Linked DNA regions of Homo sapiens: region 2 is linked to region 1. A link is a loop called in an ENCODE intact Hi-C map of the cell type or tissue named here. Cell type or tissue: gastrocnemius medialis. All regions are shown on one strand. Region 1 overlaps NR3C2 (nuclear receptor subfamily 3 group C member 2). Region 2 overlaps ARHGAP10 (Rho GTPase activating protein 10).

Evidence for each region. Peaks named below come from ENCODE experiments on the same cell type or tissue, not always from the same donor. Only the 100,000 strongest peaks of a DNase experiment are listed, where the experiment ranks them.
Region 2: a loop joins it to region 1, with 2.0 times the contacts of the local background. A loop is called at or near these places in 6 of 110 quality-filtered maps.

What each region holds. Positions count from the first base shown.
Region 1 is chr4:148,213,267-148,215,766 of GRCh38, forward strand. The region is part of intron 3 of NR3C2 (nuclear receptor subfamily 3 group C member 2); the gene reads right to left. Among named protein-coding and RNA genes, the nearest start is that of NR3C2, 230 kb to the right of the region's middle. In gastrocnemius medialis, no CTCF peak of the experiment used is centred here; a DNase peak (open chromatin) is centred at 1,425; H3K4me3 peaks cover 563 bases; H3K27ac peaks cover 816 bases.
Region 2 is chr4:148,055,588-148,058,087 of GRCh38, forward strand. All of the region lies in intron 20 of ARHGAP10 (Rho GTPase activating protein 10), which reads left to right. Among named protein-coding and RNA genes, the nearest start is that of MIR4799, 270 kb to the left of the region's middle. RefSeq lists an enhancer at 1-535. In gastrocnemius medialis, no CTCF peak of the experiment used is centred here; a DNase peak (open chromatin) is centred at 1,504; H3K27ac peaks cover 2,376 bases.

The sequences.
Region 1 (2,500 bases):
ATTCAACAAAGTCATGGAAATTCATTTTAAAATCAGTATAATAAAAATCTTAGTAAAGACAATCATACCAGCAAACCCAAGGAAAAGTAGAAATCATTAGACATGGTGTTAAAGTCTAAGGAATGTCAAACAAAAGGTGAGAAACTGACCCCCAATAATGATGGAATTTTTATGTATGTTTAGTGTTACCTAATAACTTACTCACAATTCAGTTTTCTGCTTACATATTTATAGTATTCTGAATTGAATACGTTTATCCCATATGAAATTAAAGCTGAGTATTATTCTGCGGCTGTTCCAAAGGCTATGGTCTTTCACATGTACTCAACCTTTAAGTCAATACAATCTAATAGTTTAAGAAGACATTACATTTCAGACAGCCATTCTGCCTAAAAACACTCTAAATTATTTAAATTGAATTCTGATTAAAGTTAAAATAAAATCTTCTTCAATGGGGCATGCAACGTTCTCAGAACTTTTGCAAATGACAGCTTTGTAATCTGATTCTGTTTCATCCAGTAAAGCCATAAAATGAATACGCCACGAAACTACAGTCACTGTAGCTGTCTATGGAATACTTTACAACTTACATAGTCCCCTTTTTCTTGAGCTCCAAAAGGCAGGGAAAAATGGTGCAAATGGTTCTCCTTGAAGCTTGAATATTAAATACTAACTTGAATTATTGAAAAGAAAGTTTCACTTCTTATGGAAGAAAATACAGGGGTTTTCATTCTAACTAGGACTTACCCCAGGTCACAGAGGTAATGGAGAGATGTCAGACTTTAAATCAGAAGACCTGGGGTTGAAATCAAATTCATCTGCTCACTAGCTATGACTTGGTGCAAGTTACTTTACTTCTTAGGGGTCTATTTCCACTTCTGTGCAATTGTAAAAGTATAGTCTACCTAGCTAGATTATTGAGAAGTGCAGAAGAAACATTTTCAGATGCCAAGGGCAGTGCTTAGCAGAATAGGTTGCTAAATAACTTAGCTATTAATATTGATTCTAAAGTTGGGCCTTAAGCTAAGAAAGATCTCCTGTTTGTCAGTCTACATACCATATTGTCTAGGCAGTTTTTATTGGTGTTTTTGAAGAGTTTTTTTTTTTAAAAAGGAAAACAGAGTAATACAACAACTATGTTATATACCCACTTTCCACAATTTGGGTTGTCTTTTCAACCTAAAAACAAAAATAAAAATTTTCCAAATCATGATCTAGGTCCCCATGAATGCATTTGGCTCCATGACCATTTAGCCATTCAGATGGACAACTGAAAATTACCTATAACTAAGAAAACAGGGAAGAGAAGACTGCTCCTGAGAAGCTACCTGAGCCGCATCTAGGAAATGTGGGATCCAGCATCTTGCCACAGAGCTGAGCCATGAGATGATGAAATGAGTGAGGCAGCAGGAGCCTGCACGCCCTGGCTCAAGGAAAGAGCAGCTGCTACAGCTGCTGCTCAGGGCTTGCCAATGGCTGGCATGCTGGAATGCAGGCTCCGTGTTGCCAGACCTTTCACTACTTCAGGAGAGGCTGGACGTCGAGAGTTTATATGAAATCTCCCCATTTTTAAATATTGGCAAATAATTAAAAACGTTAAAAAAATTATGCAGGCCAAACAAAACATCTTGGCTGGCTTGATTTCAATCTGGAGAAATCAGATTAAGAGCCTTGAAAGGACAAGAGCACCCAGGCATGCAGCCTGGGGCTGCGTGCAGCCTTCAACAAGGGGATGGGGGCCTGGGTAAGGAGTACATTCTCCACCGAAGCCCTACTGGGCAGGATTCTAGCCTTCTATTTCCCTCCGTGTTTGGATTCTTATCTTTATGCCTAAGCATGAAAAACAAATCCTGGAAGCTGGCATTCGGATAAATAACACAAAGTCTGTTCGGGGTATGAAAAGGGAAAACAAGGCATCCAGAATACAGGCATGTCCCTGAATGGTGTTACCCTTATGTCCTTGGGATTCACAGCTAGATGCCTCTGGTGTTTCATAAAGTATCAGGAAAAAAACATTAAAATTGACACTCAGTTCTCTGGAAAACTATTCTAGTTCACTAAACTGCAATGTTATTAAATGCCCTTGAGGCGTTTATCCATGAACTGCTGCTGCATGCTGGTGGTGACTGCTGGGCAAGCTAACAGAAGCTGATCCGGGCTTTCCTTATGAGGAAGCAAATGCTGAGGATAAACAGTATGGAGAGCTGTGGATAAACAGTATGGAGAAGGTGGAGGTAATTCATTAAACTGCATCACAGCAATGCCACACGTGACCAAGGATATGCATTTGTAACACTGAGGTTAAAATAGCTATTGAATTTATGTGCCCTTCAACATACCCTGGAAAGTAACACTGGCACCAAAAACATGAGAACATCAAGTGAAAAGTCTTCCTCATTCTTTTGTCCATTTGAGAAAGGTGACAATTAACCTGTTAGGCTCTGAACACTGCAAAGATCTAGGAGATCTCCAAAGGGGTTAAATAGTAAATATTTTAGGC
Region 2 (2,500 bases), 160 kb before region 1:
CGAAGCACGAGAATTGCTTGAACCTGGAAGGCGGAGGTTGCAATGAGCCAAGATTGCGCCACTGCACTCCAGCCTGAGTGACAGAGCAAGACTCCGTCTCAGGGAAGCAACAAAATAAAGATATTTGTTCTCAAAGGTGAACAAGTTACTGCTTTTACGTGCTGGCTTCATGTATTGGCTGGCTCCCTGCTGCTTGAGAGATGATCTTATACAGTTGAAGAAGGCCTCTGCTGCAGGAAAGCACTGGGTATGTGTGGGTCAGCCCCAGGCACGAACAGGGGAGCCCCGCACCACAAAACCAGTGAAGATGGAGGGGATTCTCCATCCGAATTGTCTTCATCTCCCCCAAACCCCACGTCCCTTCCAGGCTTCTTATCTGGTCTGTTTAATCCAGGGGTGAGCAAACCGTGGCCCACTGCCACCTGTCTTTATAAAGTTTTATTGGAACACAGCTACACTTAGTTGTTTACGTTTTGTCTGTGGCTGCTTTTTCACTGACAGTGATAGCAGAATTGAGTAGTTGCAGAAGGCCTGCCAAGCTTGAAGTATTTACTCTCTGGCCCTTTACAGAATAAGTTTACTGATCTTGAGCTAATCAGTAATCAAAACAGGTCTGTTTGGAAGGGCCCACCTTTCTTAAAACCCAGCTTTAGGAAGTGCAGTTAACCACTGTGGTGGTAGATGGAGAGTGCCAGGTGATTTTCAGTGTAAGCTTCACACATCTCTTCTTGTCATTAAACCAACCAGACATTTTCCCTATGGGTTTTGGATGCCCTCAAATGTTTATTTATAATTTCAGAAGGCTTTTAGTGTTTCAGTGACTGAAAAACCTATGTGGGGTTGTTCTTTTTATAATGTATCATTTAAAATAAATTTTTATTTTGGAATAGTTTAAGGTATGCAGAAAAGTTACAAAGATACTACAGAGCTTCCGTAGACCCTTCACTTCCCCTCTTCACTTCCCGCCCCCACCCCACCTCCGGCTCTTAGCATCTTACAGAACTGTGGTACCTTTGTTAAAAATAATGAAATTAGTGTTGATACAGTACTGTTAACTAAACCACAGACTTCATATGGACTTCACCAGTCTTTCCAATAATGTTCTTTCTCTGTTTCAAGCTCAAATCCAGGATGCCATGTTTCTATAAGCAACTTTAGATTTTTTAAATGATGACATCTACTTAATATAGTCATACTTTTTTCCCTTTGCATAGCTGATTTGCTGTCTTTTGGTAAATTAAATGGTTAGTGATGATATAACCCTAGAAATCAGAGGTAAGATCTGACCTAGAAATATGTAATAGTAGTGAGGGCTTCATTTATTGACTGCTTGCTATGCTTCAGGGCTTTACGCCTATCATCTCATTTAAACCCACAGTGACCCAGCCGATGAGTCATGACTCTCTTCACGTTAGCTGAGGGAGTTTAGGTTGCTCAGCCAAGTTTCAGTTGTGGATGACACTAAGTGCAGGCTAATGATGGCAACTGTGGGCCAACCTCTGGGGGGCACTCGTAAGTCATTCGCTTCCTTCTCAGCATAGCCTCTAGCTATTGACAAAAAGAGGAACAAGCCTAGGGGAGGAAGAAACTGCAAGCTGGCACTCAGCCAACAATGATAGTGCCAGCTCTGGCACCCAGGTCTCTCTGCAGAGTGGCAGAGTCTTAGGCATTTGTAATTTGCATGCGTACAATCCTTCAATGGCCCCTCTTTGCCTTTAGGTTATGATTGTGCCTCCTGAATATCCCGGTACTTGCATCTCTCACCATTCTTTCCATATTCCATTCTAGTCACTGAAAAGGACTTGAGGGTCTGAGATCTGTGCTGTCTTGTCAAAACAGGGTTTACTAGAAACATGACCTTGAGTAAGTTGCTTTCACCTTTCTGAGATGGTCTTCTCATATGTCATGTGGAATAATAGGGTGGTTGGGAATAAGTGTACTAGTGCCTGCCTGTTGCATCTAGCACAGGGCTAGATTGCACAGTTGTGCCTCACATGAGCCTGGGTGTGGGGAGGTGATGACGATGTTGACTATGGTAGCATCAGCTTCAGCATTAGCTCCGCACAGATGCTGCCTCCTCCAGGAAGCCCTCCTGGCTATCCCCATGGTTATTAGGTGCTTCCTCCACTCTTCCTCTGAGGGACCTTGGGCAGATCGCTACATGGCTCTCAGTGCCTGTATTATGGTTATTAATTGGGCATTCTCCACTCACTTGGCTGCAGAGCAGGTGGTGTCACGGTTTCCTGGGTGTCCCCAGGGACTAGCACAAGGCCTGACAGGAAGTCCTCAGACTGTAAATGATGAGCCAGTGGGTCTACTCCGAACCTTCCTGATGGGCAGCAAAGTCCTTCTCCCCCAACGCCGTGGGTTATGGCGACTTGCATGTCACAGGCCTTTGTTTCTCTGCACTGCTGTTGTCCCTCGGTGTGCTCGTGGGGAGCCAAACAATGTGCTTGCGTGTGGAGTTCTCCCTCTCCTGGCACTTAAGGAATAACTGGCA